2 separate regions of the Homo sapiens genome follow, and region 2 is linked to region 1. The links are chromatin contacts, found by Hi-C or POLR2A ChIA-PET in ENCODE. All regions are on one chromosome and are shown on one strand. Each heading gives the region's core, a stretch centred on a gene start or an enhancer-like site at or near the end of the contact. The rest is flanking DNA. Distances are from core to core; before and after follow the strand shown.

Region 1 (5,724 bases), core at 2,406-4,905:
AGAGAAATGGCCAGATATGTGATTATATACCAATTCATGAACAGTGGCCTTTGGTTTGGCTAGATTGCCCAACAACTTAGAATGAATGTGATTGGAAAATTGGTGGCAAGGAAATTTGGGGAAGAGGTATGTGAATAGATCTCTCTGAATTGTTTTTAAAAACTGAAGATATTTGTGTTCCTTGTGAATGCCTACCAAAGGATGAACTCAGTAGAAGAAGGTTTCAATAATCAAGTAGAAAGGATGACCTGTTCTGTGGATACTTGTCTTCCTCTGTCTCCAGCCACTCCTGCTATTGGTCAATGGGCTCATGAACAAAGTGGACATGGACGTAGGGATGGAGAATATGCATGGCTCCAGTATGTGGATTTTCACTCTCCAAGGCCAACCTGGCTATGGCCACTTCTGAGTGCCCAACTGCTAGCTGCAGAGGCCAACACTGAGCCCTCAATAAGGCACCATTCCTCACGGTGGTCAGCCAATCCCCTGGTGGCAAGTTGATTATATTGGGCCACTTCCATCATGGGAAGGATAGTTTCATTCTTACTGGAACAGACATTTAGTCTGATATGGATTTGCCTTTCCTGCATGCAGTACTTCTGCCAAACCACTGTCTGTGGACTTACAGAATGCCTTGTCCACTGTCATGGTATTCTGCACAGCATTACTTCTGATAAAGGAACTCACTTCACAAGAAATAAAATGTGGCAATGGCTCATGCCCATGGGATTCAGGATTCACTGGTCTTACAATGGTCATGATCATCCTAAAGCAGCTGGCTTGATGAAATGGTAGAATAGCCTATTGAAGACTCAGTTACACACCAAATATGCGGCCAGAACTTGTAGAGCTGGGGAAAAGTTCTCTAGAAGGTGTTAAATGCTCTGAATCCAGGTCCAAAACATGGTGCTGTTTCTTCCATAGCCAAGATTCTCAGGTCCAGGAATCAAGGGGTGGAAATGAGAGAGGCACCATTCACTATTACCCCTAAGTGACCCACTAGCAAAATCTTTGCTTCCTATTCCCATGACTTTGTTTTGCTGGCCTAGAGGTTTTGATTCCAGAGAGAGGAATGCTTTGACCAGGAGACACAACAATGATTCCATTGATCTGGAAGTGAAGACTGCTGCCCACTTTGGGCTCCTCATGCCTCTGAGTCAACAGGCAAAGAAGGGAGTTACTGTGTTGGCTGGAATGATTGATCCTGGCTTTCAAGGTAAGGAAGAAGAGAAAGTTTGAAATATAGGGGATCTCTTATGGAGTGTCTTAGTTTTGCCAACCCCTGTGATTAAGGTCAGTGGAAAACTACAACAACCCAATCCAGGCAGGACTACTAATGATCCAGACCCTTCAAGAATAAAGGTTTGGGTCACTGCACCAATAAAGACCTGTGATATCCTGAGGTGCTTGCTGAAGGCAAAGGGAATAATACAATGAGTAGTGGAACAAGGCAGTTATAAATACCATCTGTGACCACATGACCAGTTACAGAAAAGAAGACTATAATTGTTATGAAAATTTCTTCCTTATTTTGTTAGGAATATGTGTGTATATCTGTGTGTTTATGCATGTGTGTATTAAGCAGACAACTTTTTCTTCCCTCTCTTATTCCCTTATCATGTAATAGAAGACGTACTGACTTCATATCATAGTACTTAATTACTGTTAATTCTACATTGTATTTATCACATATTTAAGTTATTAGATATCAAGGAGAACAGTAATCATCACTCAAGGACTTTGCATCCTCTGATGGAAAACTGGTTAGTGCATTTTTATTCGTACACAGGATTGTTGTATCATGTTAGATGGAATTACAACCTTGTTATTTATGTTCTTTATTTGGAGAATAAGTATGATTTAAAGAGATGCATATGAGTGCCAAGTTGGCAATGGGTTGATTTGTGATAGTTTATTTTATGTGTCAAATTGACTGGGTCACAGGGTGCGTGGATATTTGGTTAAACATTATTCTGTGTGTGTCTGTGAGGTTGGTTTTGGATGAGATTAACGTGTAAATTAATAGACTAAGTAAAGTAGATGGCCTTCCTCAACATGGGTGGGCCTCATCCTCAGCTGATGGCCTGGATAAAACACACAAGGCAGGGCAAGGGGGAGCTGCTGCCCAACTGCCTTTATGCTGAGGCATCAGTTTTTCCTGCCTCCGAACTCAAACCAAAACTTCAATTCTTCCTGGGTCTCAAGCCTGCCGGTGTTTGGGCTGAAACTCCAACACTGGCTCTCAATTTGCCGTCTGTGGATCTTGGGACTTGTCAGCCTCCATAATCACATGGACAATTACTTTTACTCTCTCTTTCTTTGGACAACCACAATATACACATTTACCTTTATAATTTTAAAAATAAACTGCAGAAGAGTTTGGTCAACTTCCAAAACAAAATCCCACGGAAATGTTTCTTTACTTGTAAGTTATATAAACATCTTATTGAAGTATAGCATACATGCAGAGAAATACACAAATCACAAGTGTACACTTGAATTCTCACAAAATTAATACCTCCCCAACTAGTTCCCTAATCAAGAACCCCTTCTGCCCTTTCCAGTGTTTACCTCCCAAGGGTACCCACCATCCTAACTAAAACCTAGATTGGTTTTGCCTGATTTTGAACTTTATGTAAATGGAGGTATACAGTATGTACTCTTTTGTGTCTGGCTCATTTTACAGCACATTATGTCTATGAAATTCATCTATGTTGTAATGTGCAGTTGCTGTACAGTATTCCACTGTATGAATCCACGATTTGTTTACATATCCTGCTGGATTATTTTCAGTTTTCAGCTGTAATGAACTGTGTGGCATGATTATTCTTGAACAGTGGCCTTGGGGAATATATTAGATATAGATATATGGCTTGTGAAGATGCCATTGGAACTTCTAGGAAGGGTGATTATAAAAATGTTTCTGGGAATAATGGGTGGTAAAATATAAATTAATTTCATGGGAATTTTAATAGGAATTTGCATTAACTCTATATATAACTTTGGCAAAAACTGAAGATTTATCATCTGTGATTCAGGAACATGACAGTTGTCTCCATTTATTCAAATTCAAGTTTTTGTTCAATAATGCTTCTCGCACACTCACCTAATTTGATGTACATTGGCCCCAAAGTGGAAAGAAGGAGATGGAAAGGAAATAAGAGGAAGGAAACTCTGACATCTCTTTCACCTGTCAGTGTTGCGCCATGTTGCCAAAACATTGTTCTGGGCCATATTTGCTCATCGGTTCTGAGAGTAAATATGATGCTTTTGGTTTCCTCACTTGCATGGGTATTAATTTAGTCCAGTCATTAGCTTTCACAAGACACCTTTTGCCTTCATTTTTAGTTATCTATTGCTCATTTAACTTTATGTGCCTGACCTTTAAAGTGTACACTCACGGGAAAGCTCCCTGGGGAACCATTTGGGTTGTTTTAGAGACTTCCTTTTCTGCCTCAAGCACTTTGAGAAACGCCCTTCCCTCTTGAGTCATACTCCTGTTTAAAATCTTTTCTTCACATTTAAAAAACATCTGTTTCAGTACAATCTTGTACACATGTCTTAAGACATCTAGAATTCTTTCCATGTCTAGGATTGCTATGAAATGGTCATCAAGGCATGCCAGGAATTGACTAGACATCCTGCTTTAGACAAAGCTTCTAGCTGATAGTGAAGTGCTGAGGCATCCTGTTGCTATTGCATCATACTTCTGAGTTGAGCTGGTTCAATAATTCTTCATTGGAAAAGCATCTGCTAGACCGTCTGCCAATGACAGGGCCTTGGTGTAAACCATGGGCATGTTTTGTGACACTGAGCTCCTTCCAGCACTTTCCAGGTGGGGATAACTCCCTTGTCACTTGGTCAGTACTGCAACTCTTGTGCTCTCCTTGAACCTCTGTGCTCCTGGACCTGTGCAACAGGAACCCCTGAGGCCCTCTGTGGACCACAGGGAGTGCCTATCCTCCCCAGTAAACCAGATTATAGTCCTTACTCATCTTTTTGGCCCGTCTGCTCCATTAAGCTTCCCACCTCCAGACATTTCCAGGTGAGAGGCAGACAACACTCTTGTTGCTTGCTAATGACCCCAGACACATTTTAAGCTCTTATAGTTACTCCCTTGCCACCCTCCACTCCACTCAGCTATCTACACAGTGCAAACCTGCTCATTCTGAAGCTTAGTCAATTATCTCTCCAGGGAGTTGATGGACAGCCTCCTCTCAACTAAATCCCCAAACCCTAGGAATAATCCTGTTGAAGATCCAGGGTCACATGGCTAGGCAGGATGATGGTGGAGATGGAGAAAGTAACCACCCACCATTACATGGAGCCAGTGATCCCTGATTCCCTATCGCTCTTTCCATTTCCCCTTTCCTTCCCAGAAACCCCATCCCTATGCCCTGTCTGCTGAGGATAACAGGGCCAGATCTGCAGCCATTTAGTCAGACCCAAGACAGGGGCTTGGCCTTGACTTTTTAGAGCTAATTTTAGAATTTAGGGGTATATAACAATTTATTTGTCCTCAGTTTTGGTCCTAAGTCAACTATCTAAAAATAATATTATAAGTCTTAAGATACAAAAGGAAACTTATAATACAATAATGTCAGATAGTTATAAATGTCATAAACACAGTGAAATAGGGGCCAGGCACAGTGGCTCACACCTGTAATCCCAGCACTTTGGAGGATGAGGTGGGAGGATCACTTGAGGCCAGGAGTTTGAGACCAGCCTGGCCAACATGGCTAAACCCCATCACTACTAAAAATACAGAAATTAGCCAGGCGTCGTGGCATGCACCTGTAATCCCAATTACTCAGGAGCTTGAGGCATGAGAATCACTTGAACCTGGGAAGCAGAAGTTGCAGCGAGCTGAGATCATGCCACTGTACTCCAGCCTGGGCGACAGACCGAGACTCTGTCTCTAAAAGAAAAAAAAAGAAGAAAAGAAAGGAAATGAAATAGGACAATGGGATTGACCATGGAGGGGAAGGTCCAAGACAGCCTCTTTGAGGAGGAAGCATCTGAGCACCCACCAGAATGACAAAAGTCTCTGAGCCCTTTGGAGATCTGGAGGAAGGGCATTTCAGGCAAAGGGAACAACAACAGCATGTGCAAAGACTCTGAGGTGGGAGTAAGCATGAAAATTTTGAGAAACAGAGAGAAAACCAATGTTCCATGCAATATGCATTTTGCTTGGGGATGGGCATGATTTCACCCCCATCCTCAAATTGCTACCTAAAGGACACCTTTCATTGATAACATTGAGGACATTGCAGAGCCTGTCCTCACATTGGAGGGAGGGACAGGTGATGGTCACTGAAGCCGTTCTTAGAAAGAACCATCCACAAGCAAGTTTCACATAACCACGTAATTCAACCTTGGACCCTTAGACATCGCTAACATAAAAATCATTCTTGTCTACTTTTATGTGATATATATACACTGGAAACACAACACTGGATTAATTATTCTCTGCAGATGTCTGAACATCCTTTAAAAGGAAATAGCTAATTAACTTCTTCATAAAGGTCCTTGGCACCCAGGAAGCAGCAGTTACAATTCTGAGTAATATAATCAAGAAGGCTTTATACAATCAGTTGAACCAAACAAAGAAAGACATTTCTTGGTATGCATATTAGCAGCAGTACAGGAAAATAAGCTGTTGAACATGTCATTGGAACTTCTAGGAAGGGTAACTATAAAAATGTTTCTGGGAATGATGGGTGG
Region 2 (5,724 bases), core at 1,418-3,917, 44 kb before region 1:
TATGTTTTTGTCTATTTATATATTTTTCTTTATGAATTACCTGTTCATAATGTCCTATGCTTATTTTTCCTGGCAAAGGTGTTAAACATTTATTGATGGGTTGATATTTGTTGATATTTGTTGATTTATAAGATCTATCGATTTCTAAAAAGTATAATATACTCTATATATTAAGTATATTAACCCTGGTCTGTCTTAGATGTTGTGAATATTTTTCCTAGTTTGTCATTTACTTTCTAATTCTGCTTAGGGTGAGTTGGGTTTGGTTTGCTTTGTTTATTTTGTTTTGAAGCCTAGTAGCTTTCTTTTTTTTTTTTTTTTGAGATGGAGTCTCACCCTGTTGCCCAGGCTGGAGTGCAATGGCGCAATCCTAGCTCACTGCAACCTCCCCCTCCCAGGTTCAAGTGATTCTCCTGCCTCAGCCTCCCATGTAGCTGGGATTACAGGCCCATGCCACCGCGCCTGGCTAATTTTTTGTATCATTAGTAGTGACAGGGTTTCACCATGTTGGCCAGGGTGGTCTTGAACTCCTGCCCTCGTGATCTGCCCACCTGGGATTACAGGCGTGAGCCACCATACCTGGCCTAGCTTTCAATTTTTTAAATATAACCAATATAAATATAACAAACAAAAATATCCATTTTTGTTTCCCTTCTAGCCTTCTCCTTTTGCTATTATATTTTAAAAAGCCCTCTCTACTACAAAATTATTTAAATATTGGCCTATGTATTATTCTAGAATTATTTTGGTTCTCAATCGGTTGAACTTCTTTTGGGTGTAGAATATAAGGAAAAGATCAAATGTTTATTCCCAAATATCTGGCCAAATGTCACAACACTCTCTATTAAATAAATCATCAAGTTCCCTTGTTTGAAAGCTACTCTTTCCATGCAATGATATTAGCTAATCCTTATTGAATAGTAACTATGTCCCAGGAACCATGCTAGGTGCTTTTCATGCATTAGTCCCCTTCATCCCTACCCCATGAGTTTCTAATATTATCTTCACTTTACTGAGGAGGAGATGAGCACAGAAGGATTCAGTGCCTTAGGCAAGATCACATAGGAAGTAGAAAGCCAGGAATCAAACCCAATCAGGCTATCTTCAGAGCCTAAATTCTTTCAATACTATACTATACTACCTTCATAAGTTTTGATATATTCTTCAGCTTATTCTGGACTTTATACTCTGTTTATTTATTTTTTCTTTAATTATAGTATCATTACCTTTACAACTGTATAATCTATTTTACTATCTGGTTGGGCGAGTCCCCTATGACTCAGAGCCTATGCCTTGGGTTCCTTAGCTTGCTCCGCACACCAGGATGTCATCACCAGAAGCAGGCTGGACACAGCTCTGGATGCTAGAACTAGAAGTCCCTTCTCTGGGGCTACTTTAGACACTTGAAGTTGGAAATATTAGGGTATTCTGTTAGCACTTCCATGTACTTCCCAGAAGAGCTTTGAAATTCAGGTTGTCGATGCTGGCTCCGTCAAGTCCCTGCTCTGATCCAGTCATTTCCATGGTCATTTGGAAGTAAAGGCATTGGCTCATAACAGTCTTCAGCTGGAACCCCATTATAATTTTTAAAGTCTAAATGTATATTTCAATGCTGCCTCTTTTAAGGGCAGTCCCTTTCAACTTCACCTCCACTAACTCTTGGTGCTCTTCTCTCAGTTCATCTGGGCTATGGCCAATACTCCTTTCCTCTCCCACTTGTTCCCATTGGCCTTCCAGGATCACATCCCTCCCTATGTCACAAAGGGGATTGGGGAACTTCACCCCAAACTCTATGGCTCCCAGGCACAACGCGTACTTTGAATTAAAGGCCCTTAGAGATTATCAGGTGCTAGAAGAGACCTTTACCATATCACATAAAGGCTGGACAGACCCACCAAGGAGAACAATTGTTTTTTTAGTCCTTCTGCTCCTGTCTCTTAATCCTCTACTTCTTCTAAATGACAAGCTGAAGCTCTTTTATCTGCCTATAGTCTGGACCTACCAGAGAAGAAAACAATGACCTCTGGTCCCTTCTCTGAGTTTTCATTAACTGAAACCGTATCACAGGAAGGAAGGCTAAATCTGTCAACAAACCCAGACAGACTTTTATCACATACCATTGTACACTCTGCAGGCCCAACAGACTTTGCCCGAGGCCATTGTGTGTTCATCAGCCCATTGAATTCTTCTAAAAATCATTTACCATCCCCCTAAAAATCAGCCATACTTCCCCATCTCCCTTTCTGCAAAGAAACAGGGTATATGAGCCTATGTACCTCCATGGAATATGAGGCAATCGCCCTGTGATTCTCCCTGCGTGCATGGTGGTCATAAATTTTAAAGCTCTTTCTATTATTAATCTGCCTTATTTAGAGTTAATTTTCCAGGGATACCTCTGAGGGTGAAGGAGAAGTTCTCTTGGCCCCAAATATTGAGACTTTGACTCACCCATTCCCCATCAAGTCCCTGACCATTCACCCACAGAGCTGTTGTACAGTCTCTACTAACTTCCTGAAGGCCAAAAGAAGAGAGCAAATTCCAATAAATAGCAAATGAAGTTCTGACCAAGCTACCAAGCCCAGCAATGGGTCACGTGCTCTTTAGAACATCCTTTCATGTTTCCAGAACAGGATGTGATTCATTCCCAAGGCGGCGTCCTCCCAGTCACACACACCAATAAAGGAGAGCTTGGGCCAGATACAACAAAATCACAAACAACTGCACAAAGGGTATGTTTTCCCATGGAATGTGCCCTATGATATTATGCAGCAATGTAGCCTTCTATTTCCATATTGCTTAAGCCTACAGTAAAGTTAGCTTCTATCTCTTGAATTCACAGCAGGTTGCAATGCTGTGGGTGCTTGGACTGGGCTGAGTAGTGATGGTGATGCTGGTCTGAGATTTAAAATATTTGACAACAGGTTTAGTCACCCCACAGGTTGATGATTAAGAAGAAAATTGCCAGAAGACACAATTGCCAGAATTTAGGGGAAGACTTCCCTGGGACTGTCAATTCTTCCAAAAACAAACCAACCAACAGACACCCCCACGGCATTTACCATAGTGCCTGGAACACAATAGGCTGTCATTAAATGTTCCTTTAATATGAAGAGAGAATATGTTTCATAAATGCAAAGGAAATCATATAGGTTGTATAAAGTTAATGGTTAAAGACCCAACATTTCAAGCCTAATACTTTTTGAAAAGAAATTCAAATTAAAATTTCTTTAAAAAATGTTAATGAACCTCACTTGAAATCTTAGGGGCTTTCCTTGGCTTTGTGCTACATTTTAGAAATTAGATAAAGAAAGAAACCTGGAGGTTTATGAAAATTTTGATTTATATAATTACTTTTCAAAAACCATGTCGTATCTTGCAAGACCTTCTAGGCTCTGTGCCTTTGTGCAAGTCTGTTTCTTTATGCTTGATTTGAAATTATTTTAGATAATACACATTGATTGAATGAGGCTCTTTCCCCTGAACCCCATTTTCCCTCAGCATTCCTCTACCATGAAAACATGTGCACACTCAGACACACACACCTAACATACCAAGGACATTTTCATCAAAATATTTGATTGGATTCAACTGGATCTCCTTCATTTTACAACTCAGTTTGAGAGTCTAGGTACAGACAAGCTCAAATCCAGTCTTATTTTCATTTATACCCTATTACATTATTTATTAGATAATGGGTTGTTGTCCCTATTGTAATCCTGAGTGAAAATTGGTATCCCTGACAGAGTAAATAAATAGAGGGAAAACCAAAACATTTTCAAGTGAATCACTACATTTCTCATTGAATGTATAGCTATATTTTGCAAGTTTCCTTTTTATTTTTATAAATTGATGATCCCCCAGGGAAGCATCTACACAGACAGCGTCCCATATAGACAGTGTCTCACATGCTTTAACCTCTTACTTCAAGTGACTTGTTGGCAAGTGGTCCTCCAAAAAGAGACTTGTTCTATTTCAACTTATTCTGGTTGTGAGAGCCTTGATGTAATGCCTCAAACTTGTTTTTTCAGTAAAGTGTGTGGATTTTAAGCATTGTTTAATATCAATAGACTCAGGAACTGGACTTATTTTCTCTTTTTTTAAACTCTGTGAAATTGCACAGGTTTTGGTGATTTCTGATTTTTCACAGGTTTTTTTTTAATGTTTCCTAACAAAGCAATTATTAAAAGCCTTGACCCTGAGTCTATCTCACATGCTCCATTTAAATTTACTTCTATGAAGTGGCCCTCTTTTAAGACAATTAGGAAGCTATTCAGTAATTCTTTGAATTTAACCCCTAACATATTCATAGCTGGGTTCTTACAATGAAGTTTCTTTGTCAGAATCCCACTACCTTTAGAATATTTTATTAGGATTTCAATATTTCCAAATTTAGAGGCATAAAATCTCAAAACAATCTTGGCAATATGTTCCAGTATGAACAATATGTGGCGCTGGGTGCAGTGGCTCACGCCTGCAATCCCAGCATTTTGGGAGCCCGAGGTGAGTGGATTGCTTGAGCCCAGGAGTTCGAGACCAGCCCAGGCAAAAGGGCAAAACCCGGTGTCTATTAAAATAATAATAATAATAATACAAAATTAGCTGGGCATGGTGGCCTGTGTCTATAGTCCCAGCTACTCAGGAGGCTGAAGTAGGAGGATCGCTTGAGCCAGGGAGGTGGAGACTACAATGAGCCAAGATTGTGCCACTGCACTCCAGCCTGACAGCCTGAGTGACAGAGACAGACTTTGTCTCAAAAAAAAAAAAAAAAATTATAATACCTTACTCAGTAGAATATTCTGATACATTTCTTAACTGAAACATACATCATCTTTATTGACCCCACTTCATAACACAAGTGCTATCATTCTGGTCGAGTCAGAAGAGGTGGTGCTAAGACACCACTGCCTGTTTGGAGGACTTCTTATGTGCTGGGCAGTTCCAGAAGCACCCATGCATGGGAGGCTGTATCCAGGAGTTGAAGATGATTTGTGGAGTGGTTTTCTTAATGGTTGCTGATTCCTAGAATTGCTTAAACAGTAAAAGCATAAGCCTATGTTACTAGGCTCTATTTATTAATGAGCCTTTGGCTTTGATTTTGGCTTGATTGATTAAGCTCATTGCCATCCATAATCCCCAAAATTAGTTGTAGAAAGAGTGCAGAAGAAGACCTTGTTGAGGAGCACCAAGATGACACTCAGTAAAGTACACAAATTTGCGAAAATTTTGCTTCTGATATTCATATAATCCAATTTTCTTGATATTTAGAAAGAAATATATTCCTTATCCTCCTCCTGCCACAGAAGAAAAAAAGGTTTACTTGTTGCTTTCAAATGTCTATCAAGATCATTACATTTTTTTCTTTCATTTACACATGTAGCAGACAAGAGGTAAGGCAAAGTGGAGTCCTTACATCCCAGAAATGTTTTATCTGACCCAGTAAAACAATTTTGTTTTGATTTTTCTTTTAAAGCCAATATATATTTATTATGGGTTTTGTATTTTTGTTATTTTCCAGATGTTATTTAGTCTTTGATTTTCTGTCACCATTTACTGGCCAGAAGAGGGCTCAAAAGTGTTGGAAATTCTAGACAACTCCTGTTGTTTTCTTTCCCTTGAACTGATTTGTATATATTAACAATTGTTTTTGTAAATTGCTTCGTGGGATCTTGGGTGTCACTTTTAGCTGTCATTTTTTTTTTCCTTTTTTATACACTTCACAGGATA

What was found. Hi-C counts contacts between places; a loop is a spot of excess contacts on that map. ChIA-PET counts read pairs that join two places held with the same protein, here RNA polymerase II (POLR2A). Pooled maps may share reads with other maps.
Region 2: a map of HepG2 shows a loop between it and region 1 (8-fold over the local background). The contact joins two enhancer-like sites. A Hi-C loop is called at or near these places in 4 of 168 maps with a recorded cell type or tissue (A673, HepG2, MCF 10A and 1 more) and 2 of 50 pooled maps. POLR2A ChIA-PET finds 5 or more read pairs at or near these places in 2 of 52 experiments (HepG2 and OCI-LY7).

What each region holds. Positions count from the first base shown.
Region 1 is chr2:224,100,247-224,105,970 of GRCh38, reverse strand. No RefSeq gene overlaps it. Among named protein-coding and RNA genes, the nearest start is that of SERPINE2, 64 kb to the right of the region's middle. Within about 2 kb of position 3,655, at least 3 of the 41 ENCODE cell types and tissues checked have a DNase peak (open chromatin) inside an H3K27ac peak, as active enhancers do.
Region 2 is chr2:224,142,959-224,148,682 of GRCh38, reverse strand. No RefSeq gene overlaps it. Among named protein-coding and RNA genes, the nearest start is that of SERPINE2, 110 kb to the right of the region's middle. Within about 2 kb of position 2,667, at least 5 of the 41 ENCODE cell types and tissues checked have a DNase peak (open chromatin) inside an H3K27ac peak, as active enhancers do.